2 separate regions of the Homo sapiens genome follow, and region 1 is linked to region 2. Evidence: chromatin loops called from intact Hi-C (ENCODE). Cell type or tissue: natural killer cell. All regions are shown on one strand. Links, peaks and the distances in the headings refer to the core of each region. The heading gives the core; the rest is flanking DNA.

Region 1 (8,344 bases), core at 297-8,296, 77 kb after region 2:
CACAGAATACGCACTTGACAAAATATAACAACCTTTTATGACAAAACCATTCAACAAATTAGGGATAGAACAGAACTTTATCAATTGAATAGAGAGTATCTATTAAAACCCACTGCTAATATCATATTCAACTGTGAAAGACTAAAAGCTTTTCTTCTAAGATAAGGAAGAAGACAAAGATGTCCACTGTGTGAGGTCATTCTTGTTGCTATGAAGAAATACCTGAGACTGGGCAATCTTTTTTAAAGAAAATAGGTCTAACTTGCTCACAGTTCTGCAGGCTGTACAGGAAGCATGGGGCTGGCATCTCTCAACTTCTGGGAGGCCTCAGGGAGTTTTACTTAAGGCAGAAGGTGAAATGGAAGCAAGAGGAAGGAGATGCCACACATTTTAGCAGCCAGCTCTCCGGAGAACCTACTATCATGAGAACAGCACCAAGCCATGACCCAAACACCTCTCACCAGGCCTTACCTCCAACACTGGGGATCACATTTCAACATGAGATTTGGGTGGGACAAATATCCAAACCATATCATCCATTTCTGTCACTTCTATTCACACTGTACTGGAGGCTGTCAGAGCAATTAGAAAAGTAAAAGAAAGAAAAGGCATCCAGTTTGGAAGGAAGAAATAAAACTATCTCTATTCCCAGATAGCATAATCTTGTATATAGAGTCCTTGGAAATTCACAAAATCATATTAGAACTAATAAACAAGTCCAGCAAGTCTTCAGGATACCCAATCGATATACAAGTATCAATTGCATTTTATGGGTTAGCAAAAAAAATTTGAAAATGAAATTTAAAAAACAATAGCATGTATAAACACACCAAAAAGAATAAAATGCTTAGAAATCAATTCAGTATAAAAGTAAAAATATATTTTGAAAACTACAAAACATTGTTGAAAGATTTAAAAAATCTAAGTAAATGGAAAGACATTTCATATTTATGGATTGGGAAACTTAGTATTGTTAATATAGTAAAACTTCCCAAAGTGAGCTATAGATTTATGAAATCCTTATCAAAATCCCAGCTGAACTCTTATAGAAATCAATAATCTGATCCTAAAATTTATAACAAAATTTAAAAAAAAAACAGAAAAGCTGAAACAATCTTAAAAAAGAACAAAGTTGGAGGATTCACACTTCCTGGTTTCAAAATTTACTACAAAACAGCAGGAATCAAGAGAGTATGAAATTGAATTGAAAGTTTAGAAACAAATCCTCACGTTTATGGTCATTGATTTTTGACAAGGAGGGCAAGACAATTAAATGGAGGGAAATAATGGTCTTTTCAACATATGGTGCTGGGACAACTGTGTATCCACAGGCAAAAAAAAAAAAAAAAAAAAAAAAAGATTCAAAACCTAAATATAAGAGCTAAAACTACAAAATTCTTAGAAGAAAATCCAATCTAAAACCTTGAGTTTGGCCATGTTTCCTTGCATATGACACCAAAAGCTCAAGCAACAACAATAACAACAACAACAAAATAAATTGGACTCTGTCAAAATTAAAAACTGTGTGTTTCAAAGGACAGTAATAAGAAAGTGAAAAGACAACTCACAGAATGAGAGAGAATGTTTGTAAATCATATATATGAAAAAGAACTGGTATTCAGAATATGTAAACAACTCTTGCAACTCAATAATAAAAAGATAAATAACTCAATAAAAAATTGAGCAATTATTTGAGTAGAGATTTCTCCCCAAAAGACATACAAATGGCCAGCAGCACATGAAAAGATCCTCAATTTATTAGTCACTAGGGAAATACAAACCCAAACCACAATGAGCTACTATTTTATATTCACTAAGATGGTATAATAAAAAAGATGGACAATAACAATCAAGAATATGAAGAATTTAGAATCATCATACGTTGTTTAATTTTCTTTCTTTGTTTTGAGACAGGATCTTGTGCTTTCACCTAGGCTGGAGTGCAATAGTGTGAACGTGGTTCACTGCAGCCTCAACCTCCTGAGTTCAAGTGACCCTCCTGCCTCAGCCTCCTGAGGAGCTGTGACCACAGGCAATGGCCACCACACCTGGCTAACATTTTTTTTCTTTTTTTATACAGATGGAGTCTCCCTGTGTTGCCCAGGCTGATTTCAAATTTCTGTGTTCAAGCAATCCTCCTGCCTCAGCCTCCCAAAGTGCTGGGATTATAGGCATGAGCCACTGTGCCCAGCCCTCTTACATTGTTTATGGAAGTGTGAAATGGGGAATCTGCTTTGGAAAACAGCTTTGCAGTTCCTCAAAAGGTTAACCACAGAGTTACCATTTGACCCTGAAATCCTACTACTAAGTATATATTCAAAGGAATTAGAAATAAATGTCTACAAAAAATTTTGGTTACAAATGTTCATAGCATTGTTATTCTTTTTTTTTTTTTTTTTTTTTTGAGACAGAGTCTTGCTCTGTTGCCCAGGCTGGAGTGCAGTGGCACAATCTTGGCTCACTGCAAGCTCCGCCTCCCGGTTTCACGCCATTCTCCTGCCTCAGCCTCCCGAGTAGCTGGGACTACAGGCACCCATCACCACGCCCGGCTAATTTTTTTTTTTTTTTTGTATTTTTTTTTTAGTAGAGACGGGGTTTCACCGTGTTGGCCAGGATGGTCTCGATCTCCTGACCTCGTGATCCGCCCGCCTTGGCCTCCCAAAGTGCTGGGATTACAGGTGTGAGCCACCGCGCCTGGCCAGCATTGCTATTCTTAATAACAAAAAAGTGGCAACAACGTACACGTCCATCAAATGATAATAGATAACCCAAATGTGGTATATCCATACAATGGGATTCAGTCATAAAAATGACTGACATAATGATGCATGCTACAATGTGGATGAACCTTGAAAACATTAAGCCACATGTAAGAAAGTATACACAAAAGACCACATAGTGTATGATTCCACTTACATGAAATACTCAGAATAGACAAATCCATAGAGGCAGAAAAGTAGGAGTGTTTGCCAGGGGGCAGGGGACAAGAGGAATATGGAGTGAATAATTGGTATGGGGTTTCTTTTTGCGATGATAGTAATTTTCTGAAATTAGGTATTGGTGATGGTTGCATGACTTTGTCAACATACTAAACCACTGAATTGTACATTTCAAAAGGATAGATTTTATGATATCTGAATTTATCTCAGTTTTTAAAATGCGAAACTCTGATCCTTCCTCCTGATCTGTGCATGAGAAGACTTTCTTTCTCTTCTAGGGCATATGGAAAAGCAAGATGTCTCCTGTCCTTTTTAGTGTCACCTGTACCTCAAAAAATGAGGAAAGAACAAAGCAAGAAGAAGCCACGTTTCAACTTGCTGCCATTTGAACCTGGAATGAACATGAGAAAATTTATAACAAAATTAGCTCTGCAGTTAACATCTACAAAAAGCAGCCCAGACCAAACACCAGGCCTGTGGTTTACAGGGACGGCCAGTGGTCTTGCCCTCCCTCACTTGTGAGGTTTCAGTGAGTGATGGGAAAACACTTTAGTGAGCTCTTCATCACCTAGGGAGCTTGTTAAAATGCAGATTCTGTCTTAGTAGGCCTGGAACGGGGCCCGAGATTATGCCTTTCTTACAAGCTCCTGGATGGACGATGCTAATCAGCTTTGAGGAGTGAGGTTACAGGCATTATGTAAGCAGGCATTCTATCTATCAAGGAAGCCTCCTGTATTAGTTATTTTTTACATTGCTATAGAGAAATACCTGAGGCTAGGTAATTTATAAAAAAAGATGTTTATTTGGCTCACAGTTTTGCAAGCTATACAGGAAATGTGGTGCCAACATCTCCGTCTGGTGAGGGCCTCAGAAAGCTTGCAGTCACCGTGGAAGTTGAAGGGCGAGCAAGTGAATCACGTGGCAAGAGAGAGAGAAGGGGGAGATCCATCTCTTAAACAACCAGATCTCCTATGAACTAACTGAGCAAGAATTCACTCATCACCAAGAAAATGGCACTAAACCATTCATAAGGGATCTGCGCCCGTGATCCAATCACCTCTCACCAGGCCCCACCTCCACCTAGCACTGGGAATCACATTTCAGCATGAGATTTAGACAGAACAAACATCCAAACCATATCAGCTCCCTAGGAGAGAAGTTTAGACCATGTTTTGAAGGAGGAAAGGACATATTGTTTACCAGGGCGGGCCATAATATTTCCAGTGAAGGATTAAGAAGGTTGAAAGGTAGAAATAAGTAAGGCAGGTGCAAACAAATGATAAGCCGACTGGCTCAGCTCTGCTAGAGAGATGGAGACATAATGGTGGAAAGAAATGAATAGCCAAACAACCTCGGTGGCCCACCTATATCATCTGGCTGTGTCACACTCAGCCAGCAATTCTGAGGCTGTGTTCACTGGTGCACTGTTGGTCTGTAAACTGTTCATAGGTGTCAATCTCGTTGTGCGGTCAAATTAAGAGGAAATTCTGAGGTTAAACACATTTATTTTTAAAATTTTTTAAAATGCTTATCTTTTTCTTCTCGATTCTGGGCACTTGTTTTCTGCTTTTTAAAAAATAGTTTCATGTCACCAGGTACAGGTTTTTTAGAAGTTGCCAAATGACATCTCTTTTTTCTCTCCCTTTGACATGGTGATTTCCAATCCCGACTGTTCATTCAAGTGATCTGAGAGCTTCTTAGAAATATCAATGCCCAGGACTCACCGCTAGACACTTTGATTTAGGGAGCCTGAGTTGGGGCCTGGGAATCAGTGTTTTTAAAAAGCTCTTCAAGTGATTTAAATGAGCAACCGCTGCTCTCTGATCATTATCTCACCTGACTCTACCTGCAGTGGGCAGCCTACAGGAGTAAACACTGAGTGGCCATGGCTTACCTGGTAACAAGAGGCTGCTCAGAGTGTCAAAGGCTGGGACAGTGTCATAAATTATTTATAAACTATTACCTGTGCCTGAGGGATTGTATTTTTTAAGTTAGGATTGTTCAGCAATAGTTAATGGTTGTCTGTGAGATCCCAAGTTAGGCCCCCATTCATAATGAATGTCAGCTCAAGAAACTCACACTTGCAATTTTTAAAGATGGGCGTTGGCAGTTTATAAGATATGACTGAAAAGTAAATGTATCTAAGATTTTAGAGAAGTGGAGGAATCTCCTTTTAAAAAGATTGGATTGGGGGCCAGGCATGGTGGTTCATGCCTGTAATCCCAGCACTTTGGAAGAGCGAGATGGGCAGATCACATGAGACCAGGAGTTTGAGACCAGCCTGGCCAACATGGCAAAACCCATCTCTACCAAAAATACAAAAATTAGCAGGGCGTGGTGGCATGTCTGTAGTCTCAGCTACTTGGGATATTGATATTGATATTTGGGAGGCTGAGGCATGAGAACCGCTTGAGCCCAGGAGGCGGAGGTTGCAGTGAACTGAGATCACATCACTGTACTTCAGCCTGGGTGACAGAGTGAGACCCTCCAATCCAGTCACCTCCCACCAGGCCCCACCTCCAACATTGGGAATCACATTTCAACATGAGATTTAGAGGGGACTAACATTCAAACCATGTCAGTTCCCTAGGAGAGAAGTTTAGAACATGTTTTGAAGGAGGAAGGGACATATTGTTTACCAGGGCAGGCCATAATATTCCCGGTGAAGGATTAAGAAGGTTGAAAGGTAGAAATCTGTAAGGCAGATGCAAACAAATGATAAGTCGACTGGCTCAGCGCTACTAGAGAGGTGGAGACATAATGGTGGAAAGAAATAAATAGCAAGTCAAAGAACTTCGGTGGCCCACCTATGTCTAAAAATAAATACATACATACATACATACATAAAAATGTGTTAAAAAGATTGGATTGGTTGCTTTGAATCAACCTGGAGAGAAACTTAGTCTTAATAGCGATGAGCAGTTTGGCAAGAATCAGAGAAGCCAGACATCAATGCAGACCACAGATAGTTTTGATGGCAAAGAGCCTTCATCAGGAGCTTTATTTCATGTTTCTATTTTATTTTTTAAAGTCAACTCTTCTTTTTTTTAAAAAAAGTTATTGAAGTGTAATTTACCTGTAATAAGAGAGGCTTGTTTTAAGAGTACAATTCCGGCCGGGCGCGGTGGCTCACACCTGTAATCCCAACACTTTGGGAGGCTGAGGCAGGCGGATCACGAGGTCAGGAGATCGAGACCATCCTGGCCAACACGGTGAAACCCTGTCTCTACTAAAAATACAAAAAAGTAGCCGGGCGTGGTGGCAGGCGCCTGTGGTCCCAGCTACTCGGGAGGCTGAAGCAGGAGAATGGCTTGAACCCAGGAGGTGGAGCTTGCAGTGAGCCAAGATTGTGCCACTGCACTCCAGCCTGGGCGACAGAGAGAGACTCCATCTCAAAATAAATAAATAAATAAATAAATAAATGTACAGTTCCATAAGTGAGATGTGTCTCTCTGTGTAACCATCATCCCAGTCAAGATATAGAACATTTCCATCACCCCAAAAGGTACCCCTGTGAACTCTGCAATGACTTCCTCCCCAGGCCTGCCCTAGGTAACTACACTGGCCTTATTTCATATAGATGAAACATAAAATATGTACAAACATATATGTGGCTCCTTCACTCTGGATAATATTGTTGAGATTCATTCATGTTATTGCAGGAATTAAGTTCACTTTTTAAAAAAAGTTATTGAATAGAATTACGGCTGCACCACAGGTTTTTTTTTTTTTTAATCCATTCACCTAGTGACCAACATTTGGGTTAATTTCAGTGGAGCTATTATCAATAAAGCTGTATGAAGATTTATTTACAAGTTGTTTCTTTCATGTAAATAATTGAAAGTGAAGTTGCTAGGACACATGCTAAGTGGGGCACATAGTAAATTTATAAGAAATTGTCAAATTGTTTCCCAAAGTGGTTGTAACATTTTATACTCCCACTAACAGTGGATAAGAGCTGCAGTTGTTAAATATCCTTGTCAACTCTTGTATTGTCAGTCTTCTTAATTTTAGCCATTCTAGCTGATTTGCAGTGGTATCTGATAGTGATGAGATACCATTACAAATATGGTATTCATTTCCCTGATGGCTAAAAGCTAAACAAATATCAGCCCCTATCTGAAATCATATATAAAAATTAACTGTAAATGAAATATAGGTATAAACATAAAAAGAAAAACTATATAATACTATTACAAAAAACATAAGAAAATCTTTGTGACTTTTGGGAATAGGCAAATACTTCTTAGACAACTCATAAATAGTACTTGAACATGAAAAAGAAAAAGTGATTATTTAAATTTCATCAAAATTTAAATAATCTGCCCTTCAAAAGGCAGCATTAATAAAATTAAAAGTCAAGTCACAGACCAGGAGACAATATTTTCAATGAGTACCTTTAATAAATAGTTGTGTCCAGAATATACAAACAATTCATACAACTCAAAAACAAACCCACTTAACGAAAAAGGGGGCAAAAAATTTAATAGATACTTTAAATTTATTTTTATTATACATAATCTCACAAAGTGCATAAATGTGATCATACACACTTCTTTTTTTTTTTTTTTTTTTGAGACAGACTTTCACTCTGTCACCCAGCCTGGAGTACAGTGACACGATCTCGGCTCACTGTAACCTCCACCTCCTGAGTTCAAGTGATTCTCCTGCCTCAGCCTCCCTAGTAGCTGGGATTACAGGCTCCCACCATCGCACCCGACTAATTTTTATATTTTTAGTAGAGATGGTGTTTCGCCATGTTGGCCAGACTGGTCTCGAACTCCTGACCTCAGATGATCCGCCTGCTTCGGCCTCCCAAAGTGCTAGGATTACAGGTATGAACCACCACATCCGGCTGATCATATACACTTCTAATAATAGTATTTATTTTTCCAATTTTTTACTTGGTTTTCACTTTGTTTTCCTTATCCTACTTGCATCGGTACCCAGCCCAATCCCCTGGGTACCCATGGTAACAAGCTAGAAGTGTTTCTCTAGTAATTTAATCATATCAAGGCACATACACACACACACACACACACACACACACACACACACACACACAGTTTTTGTCCAATTTTACCAAAATTAGAATATTATATTTATATTTCTGTTTGCATATTTAAAATTTTTTTAATAAGTTATCTTTACTAACATTGATCCAAGTCAACTGTCGTGATTCTAATTTTTTATTTTCATAGCAGCATACTATTCTGTCATGTGTATTTACCACAAATTATTCAGCAATTTCCTTTTCTTTCACTTTTTTCCACTTCAAAAAATGGGGCAATAAGTGTCCTTGCACATATCCTTACTTCTTGGTATTTTTTGGTTTTAGGAGTGGAATTCCTGCCAACTTGCTTTCCATATAAAAGTTGTGCTCTTTCCCATACCCCAACCAGTGA
Region 2 (8,344 bases), core at 231-8,230:
AGGATAGCCAATGATCATGATGATCTCCTCTTTTCTCACGCAGAGCAGGTGTTCATGATAAAAAGCAAGTCTTTTGTGTCTTCATGATCTGAAGAGAGGAAACAACACGGATCAAGATGATCCTAGACCTCCTAATCATGGGGATGATTACAAGGAGTTGCAGACCCTACTCTCTATTTTGCAGTGGGTGGAGTTGTGGATAGGGGTGACCCATCAGTCATTGAGAAATGAATCTCCTGGGTGCTACTTGTGAAAGTGAGGATCCTCTCTCCCTTTCCTGTGGATGCAGCTGAGATTCTGGACAGCCTAGACTTCTTCCTCAGTGTCAGAGTAAGATTGCCTCAATGGGGCGGGGCAGGACACACTGCTGACCTCACCACTGGGCGCCCTGGGCAGCCACTGCGAGGCCTCGTCATTTTCGAGTTGGTGAGACACCGCGGCAGTCGACTTGGAAGATGCTCTGGTGGTAGAGGTTAGATTATTTGTAGTTTTGGGGGCCTTTTCTTCAAATATCTGGGAATTTCATTGAAAATATGTAGTTCAGGAGTGAAGGGGTCTATATTCTACTTTATAATTATCATTATCATTTTGGTATCTTTTGGGAGAATGGCCTAAAATTGGGACCAAGATGGAAAAGAAGGGAAAGGAATGGGTCAATATTAGAATGCCCTTCGTTATCCTTTCAACTTGGTAAACCAGAGATTAATACCATAGCACCACTGTGGTGAAAGACGGGGTGGGCATTCCCCAAAGGCATGACCAGCAGACTTCTCTCAGATTCTTGAGTGGGTCAAGCAGACCATTCTGGTCTGGCTTCTCCTCTCAGATTTATTTGAGTAATCCCCTCCCTTGGTGATAAGATTGTGTTTCAGCAAGAGTGGTAGTGGTACCATTTCGGAAGGAGTAATTTTTGCAGGGAAGTTGGTGGGAGGGGGGCATAGTTAGAACATAAGGAGGAAACTTCTAAAGGCTTGTTAGTTTATTTTCAGAGATTTCAGTACAATCTTGGGTAATTTATGGCTGGCCCATCTGATGCTCTGGTTTATGTTTGTAAACACTGGTTGCTACCCTCCCTGTCCAAGATCCTTGTCCCCCTGTCTCCATGCCATACTCTCCATTTTTGGTGCTGTCTGTCAAGTAGAGCGGCTGCTAACTTGCCATTTTAGTAATGCTGTGTCAGGTTGGGAAGAAACCGATCAGAGGCATGGCAGCCCCTGGGATTAAGTTACTGTTCTAATTTACAGTGCCCTCCCTGTTGTGACCTATGCTAGAATCTATGTTTTAGTCTCATCTTCTAAAGAATAAATGGCATCAGACCTGTGCTTCTCTTCAACCTGGTGAAAATGATCCAAATGAATAAATATTTAGGGATTTGTGAGGTCTTTGAAAGAATTATATTGTTTTACTCAAAGCTGATTTTTAATCAACTAAAACTTGCTTTCTAGTCAAACTGAGTAAGAAAGTTGAACAATTCTAGACCATCCATAACGAGAGCTACCGTTTTTGCTATAAAGTTTTTCAGGCTCCCTTTCTTTTCAGTAAAGCTGGGTCCAGGGAAATAATTTGTCATTTACTTAGGTAGGAAGAAATAGTCTACTGCCCCTTTTTCTTAAAGACAGTATATGCCTTCAAAAATGTTATTATAAACATTTTCAAGCATATAGAAAAGCAGAAAAGTGTGTAATGAACATCCATACACCTATCAACCAGATTAAACAATTATATTTTTCCTATTTGCTTTCTCTTTTCTGTTGAAATATTTAAAAATATAGATAATGTTTTAATGTATTTAAGTATGTTTAATGTGTAAATTAATGTTTCAAATTCAATAAAGCTGGAAATATTTTATAGTATACTATGAACATTTTCACTCGTAAACACTTGAGTGTCATGTACCCATTTTTAAGTGCTTTTCAACTTCGAATCCCTCTGTGACTGACTGGCAGTCAGGTCTACAGAGGAGCTTCCCTCCCTGGGAGTAGGAGGGCTCCAGGTGCCTCCTTGGGGTCTGTGTGTCCCCCTTCCTCCCTGGTATGTCAGAGCCCATGCCTCTACTTGCTCTATGCTGTTGTAAAACAAGGAATGACCAACTGCTACAATCTTTATAGGACTGCTCTGTACCAAAGGCCTTTACTGGGGGAATGTGAGAAGAAGAGGGAAATGGTTTAAAAGGATGATCCATGGGGAGGATTTGATCATGCAGGCAGTTAGGCCTTTATACTATAAAACTTCATCACTCCTTAGAATTGAGCACCATACATTGCACACTTTTCCCTAGTTGAAAAGAATTCTGAAATATACTCTTATTGGCAATAGAGTTCTATGACAAAGTGGATGGCTAGGCTCAGAAATCAGAGACCTGTGAAAAATATTCTGTTTCTGCCCTTTTTTCGGGGGTGGGGTGGGGAAGGGAATAAAAGTCTCCCCTTTTCTCTCAGAGATGTTATGAGGATTTTAAAAAATACCTGAAATAAAGACATATCTACATTCATAAACGTGCTGTTGTTATTCTGAGCCTCTGGTTAACATCCAAGGCTAAAATGTCAAACATTAGCCTTGTAGCAAATGATGGAGAAATCAAGGCAGAACTTCGGATCTAGTCAGCCTGAATGCTAGCCTTGGCTCCCCTCTAACTAGGTATGTGCCCTTGGGGAAGGAACTGAATCCTTCAGTTCCTTAGTTACCTCATTAACAAAAAGAGGATATAACAATAGCTATCTCAAAGTGTTAGTTTCTGAAATAAATGAATTAATGTGTGTAAAGTGTTCAGAACTTTATACACATACATGGTAAGCACTCCATAAATATGGTAGAATGTTTTTATTGATATTGATTGAAAGGAAATGATAGTGCCAGTACAAAGGCAAATTTTGTTCCTAAGGAGTACAAATAACAAGCTAGGTATAGTAGAGTGTGTGTGTTGCTATGGCCTAAAAATAACTTGGTGACTGTTAACTAATTTAAGTTGCATAGAGTTGGAGTGCCAAGTAATTGCAAAAACATATTGGGCCAGGAGGCTGGAGTAATTTGGGTATATCCAGAATTATTTGTTTTAGGGAAATTTGTAAAAACATGATAATAATTCTGTCCAAATAATGTCCCATAACAAAAGCATAAAACTTTTTAGCTTTGCTTTTTGTTGCCTCTCATCATCTCATCAGGAGGATTTATTTTTGGAATAAGGATTGTGGACTGACTATAAAAGGGTAGATGGAAGGAGGGGTGCGCTGGTTCCTGAGCCTAGGGTTGTGTTGAGTTAGAATGTGAAGGAAAAAGGAGGGAAGGAGTTGAATGGCCTGCTCCTGTCTTTCAGGAAGTCCTGAAACTTCTTTCTGAACTGCTGCACAGTTAGTTGGCTGTCCTCTCTCTGAGCTTTTGGGTACACTCTCCTGCTTCCTAATTTAAGTGTAGGTGAACAGATAATAGAAATGAACTCTCTCTCCCAGCCATGTTCTTGCTTTATCTGTTCCTCATTCACGATGTGCTCAGCAGAGTGAAATTTTGCTCACTTACACCTGGGTTCAAATCTAGGCATTTCCATTGACCAACTGTATGCCTTTAGGCAAATCAGGGGGCCTCTCAGAGGCCAGGTTTTCTTCATTGTAAAACAGGGACAGCTCCAGCATCCTAGGTTGAAACAAGGTGATACAAAGTACCTGGCATTTGATGGCTGTCAATAAATCAAGCCTCTGGACCCTGCTCTCCTACTCTCATGCACTAATGTAAGAACCTCTTACATTGCAGGGGCAGGGGTATTGGGGAGGATGGGCAAGTCGTTCTAAGCACAGTACTGTGGGAGCCTGTTAAGTATGAATACTCTTGCCCTTACCAATTCAGAACAGTTAATTAACTTAATCATCCAGCTTGTCATGGACAAGTTCAAGAAACTCCTCTCCTGGCAATAGGAGACATGATTTCACATTAGAAAAGCAAAGCAGGGGAAGGAAACTGAATAGGTAAAGCACTTTGCCTATTTCTGTTTTCAAAGCACGTGTGTATAGGAGAAAGGAGAAGGGAGAATGGTGAATATGTACACTTTTCTACTTGGTCCTTTAGGCAAACCCATCTGAAGGTCTGACAAAATTACAGGAGCAGAAAAACTTTCCGTCACATACTCCTGGTGCATACACCCTCAGGGACTAAGTGGGAGCTTTTGACCAGTAGCAAAAATCTAGTTCCTTAAACCCTGCATTATCAGAAGCCAGAACCTCCAAGCCCCAGCATTGCTGAAGAGCAGTTTGGGCATGAATGTGTGATATATCGGAGTGCTTAGGCAGTTTAATCCAAGTTGGTTGAAAAAGATAGACTACATATTAAGGAGAGAAATTCTAGTTCCAGGAGAGGTCATCTCACCTTTTTGGAACTAAAGAATCCCAGCTTTGAGAAGAGCAAGGAACTTTAGAGGGCCCCTAATCCAGTAGTTTTCACTGCAGGCTGTTCATTGGTATCACCTGAAGGTGATTTATAACCTATGATGCCCAGTTCGTGTGTCCAGAAAGCCTGATTAAATTGGTCTGGGGTGCAGCCTGCACATCAAGATTTTTTTAAAGCTCCCAAAGTGATTCTAACAGGCAGCAAAGTTTGAGAACCATTGATCTAGTCCGGTATTCTCATTATGCCACTACAGGAATGGGGCTTGTCCAAGGTCACATGCATGATTAATTTTAGAGATTTAGTCCTTAATGTTAAAGTAGGTCTTGCCAGGTTCAACAGATTCAATAGATATCAACAGACTGAGGTATTCGTATGTATCATTATTTAATAACAACAGAATCTAATATATAGCATAAAATATAAGATTTTTTGAGTACTGATGCCTTTTTTCTTGAATTTTGAGATTTCAGTTCAGAACTAAAAAGACCAAAGTCTGAGGACTTTCAAAACCAGCAGTTCATGGTCTATATATTTACCTGGATATTAGAATATGGACCAAATATTAATGTTGATTTAATCTCTTCATCTGGGGAACCTAGTGGTTTAAGCTGTTAACCTAGTGGTTTCAGCTGTTAACAGCTATCAAAACAGGTATCAAAGAAGCCCAACCATCTTAGGCTTCTAGGGACTTTTTGGTAGGTGGTCTCCACAGCTGTACAAACTTGTGGGCAGAGGAGATTCATTTGTTTGTTCAATAAATATTGTTGAATGCCTTTGGTGTGCTAGGCACTAATCTGCAGGCTGGGCAATCTGCATCACAATGCTTATCATTCAAATGCAAGAAAGACAACATATATGGATGGGACCAGTCTTCCAGATCCTTTCCATCTTGGAAATTGTGTTCATGTTTCTATTCTTCATCTTCTTCTGCCACACAATCTTATTTAGGGAGTGTTTCATCTTCACGAAATTTTGTTCTCCTGTGAAGCACATGTTTGTACTTTTTTTTTCTTTTTCTTTTTTAAGAAATAGCCAGCCGGGTGTGGTGGCTCATGCCTGTAATCCCAGCACTTTGGGAGGCCGAGGCAGATGGATCATGAGGTCAAGAGATTGAGACCATCCTGGCCAACATGGTGAAACCCCGTCTCTACTAAAAATACAAAAATTAGCTGGGCATGGTGGTGCACACCTGTAGTCCCAGCTACTCGGGAGGCTGAGGCAGGAGAATTGCTTGAACCCGGGAGGTGGAGGTTGGAGTGAGCCGAGATCCCGCCACTGCACTCCAGCCTGGCGACAGTGAGACTCTGTCGCAAAAAAAGAAAAAAAAAAAAAAAAAAAAAGAAATAGCCTAGCCTTTTCTAAATATGTCATGGGCCAATAGGATTTCTTTCCAATGTCTTGATCTGAAAAGAAATGATTCATTGGTTTTTAATGAAAAAATAAATATATATGCCCTCTGTGCCTCAAAAGCTCAGGGCTGACAAGTCTCCTCTGTGTGGGAGAGTGAAACTTTGTAATTTGGACCCCCTAATTTTGTACATGTTGATGATAGGAATAAGGGCTTCGTTTATTTTCACTGCATGCTCTCTATGGAAAGAGGATGTGCTAAGCAAACAAGCATTGTAAACAATATTTCAGAGGCAAGGTTTTGGCCTGCTTTAAAAAAATAAAATGTTTGCAAGTACAATTAAAAACCAGTATAAGGGACAGGGGTGGGATGAAAACCTGTCTCTAAGATTACGAAGCCTGCGTTATTTCCCCTAAATCCCCTTCGAGGAAGATTTGAATCCCTCATCAACAAATTTTCATTGATTATGTTTCTATTATATATACTGTAGACTCTATATTCACGAATGTAATCATACTCATTCAGAAAAATATAGGAAGAGAAAATGAGTATGACCTGTAGCCTGAATTTCATTATAAAAGATTTAAAAATATACATTTTATATTAAAATTGATGTAATCTTTTAATTATGAAGTCTTTGATTCTTTAGATGTTTTCATCCATAACCCAAGAGCAAGATCTTGGCATCAGTTTTTTCCAGGTTATGTCTATATCATCTATTATTACTTAAAAGTTGGAGTTACATATAGATATATAGATATATAGAGAGTTATAGATATATGTAATTTTTTTTCATTCCAGTCCCCCACCCGAGCAAGACCCATATTTTATGTAACTTAAAAGTAAAGAAAAGAAACTTTGAGCGTATGTTTTTGGATAAGGAAATGAGCTGTGCAGGCCTAGTACTTTCATATAAGATAAAGGCTCTTACCTATTCTCTGAATCTGGCAAAGTAGAGAATCACTTACAGAAAGAAAAGGATTTGTGGATGCATCAAATTATCTGCATTGCCCTTAATGTTTTATGTGTGGTAAAGGCCTACTCAGGCCACCGCCCCCAACCCTGGCCCCCGACTTGAATTTCATAGAACACAAAACAAAGCGCAACTCTTCCTGAGTGCTTCCACAACGGGATTTTGCTTTCTTGCCTTACCACTTCAGAATGGACCACCATCAGGCATCTGTTGTCCATTGCACACATCAAGTAAACAGATTAAACTGCCCGAGCCAGGGGGTCGCATCAGGCCTGTCCTCCCTTTGAGGAGCTTAAACCTCTCGTGTTATAATGCGAACTCGACTGATCTTATTTTGTGTCCTGAGGTAAGGAGGCAGTCACCGTTTTGCATCAGAACATCACTATCCGGTTCCTTAATATCTTATATTTATTTTATGGAAGAAATAATCTCACATTCTTTGTATCACAGCCCTGAGCTTCACTACCATTGAGCTAAATATTACCAGCTGTTGCTACTGGCAAGAGAGAAGCAAAAAACAAATTGAAAGGAGAAAGAGGAGGGGTGGGGGAGTGGACAGAAAAGAATAACATGAGGGTTGAGGGTCTTAGGGTGACAGCAACATATCTTCTAGCTCCCAGACCTGAGTTCTGGGCTCCAGTATTGAAGACTGTGAGTCATTTTCTTCAATCATTACAGTGTTTCTTCCTGTCTTAAAAGAATAAGACTAGACACAAACTTCTAAGAGGGCCTTCCCTGAAGAGATAGAGGACATTTTCTATTGTTTCTTTTAATTTCTATTTTTATTAAAATGCTATGTTTTTATGATAAGACTTTAAAGGAACGGGTCTTATGGTTCTCATGAGGTGATATTTTAATCTGCCAGCAGAACATCAGTTAATCACATAGAACTACTCTGGCTCTGTGACCAACCTATCATCCCTGAAATTAGAAAATTATTTTCCAGATAGTTTGGAAGAAAAACAAGTTAAAAGCTATTGAATGCTTTCTAGATGCTGGGCATTGGGCTGTCATATATGTGTCTTATTTAGTTCTCAGAGAAGCTCTGTGAACGTCATTTTATATCCTGACTTTTATAGCTCAGGAATCTGAGGAACAGATTAAATATTTTCTCCCTTGTTATTAACTAGTAAATGAGAGAATAAGGATTGAAATCCAGTTCTTATGATTTCAAAGCCCAAATTCTTTTCAGGCTGGCCATATCTATTTGCAAGTCTCATTCCTTATGGTGGCTTTAGTTGTGCTTTACCTCTGTGGTGCCTTAGTTATAATGCCATCTTCCTTTCCCCATTTTTCTTGTATATCCTCAAATAAAAATTCCATTGCTAAGGTGAGTAGCCTATTCTGTGTCCTTAGAGTAGACTGGCTTCCCAGTAACCTTGCCTCAAATTATATCCCAGCTTTTGGATACTTTAAATTTTGGTCATGACAGTTTTTTAAGGAATAAAAATTTGAGCAAAACAAACTTTTGAAAACTGTGATAATTCTAACATATATGAAGTATTTCTTACATGCCAGACTCTATGCCACAAGTGTTATGTCTCATGATCCCTTTCCAATTTACATACGAGGGACTGAAACTCGGAGAGGTTCAGGCACTTGTCCAGTGTTACTCAGCTGGTGCCTAGTGGATCCTGGGTGTAGCTCTG

What was found. A loop is a pair of places that touch in the nucleus more often than their neighbours do. Peaks named below come from ENCODE experiments on the same cell type or tissue, not always from the same donor. Only the 100,000 strongest peaks of a DNase experiment are listed, where the experiment ranks them.
Region 1: a loop joins it to region 2, with 2.1 times the contacts of the local background. A loop is called at or near these places in 8 of 110 quality-filtered maps.

Annotation. Positions count from the first base shown.
Region 1 is chr1:221,651,931-221,660,274 of GRCh38, reverse strand. No RefSeq gene overlaps it. Among named protein-coding and RNA genes, the nearest start is that of DUSP10, 86 kb to the left of the region's middle. In natural killer cell, for the core only: no CTCF peak of the experiment used is centred there; no DNase peak of the experiment used is centred there; H3K27ac peaks cover 287 bases.
Region 2 is chr1:221,728,971-221,737,314 of GRCh38, reverse strand. The region is part of intron 2 of DUSP10 (dual specificity phosphatase 10); the gene reads left to right. Among named protein-coding and RNA genes, the nearest start is that of DUSP10, 8.9 kb to the left of the region's middle. In natural killer cell, for the core only: no CTCF peak of the experiment used is centred there; a DNase peak (open chromatin) is centred at 5,057.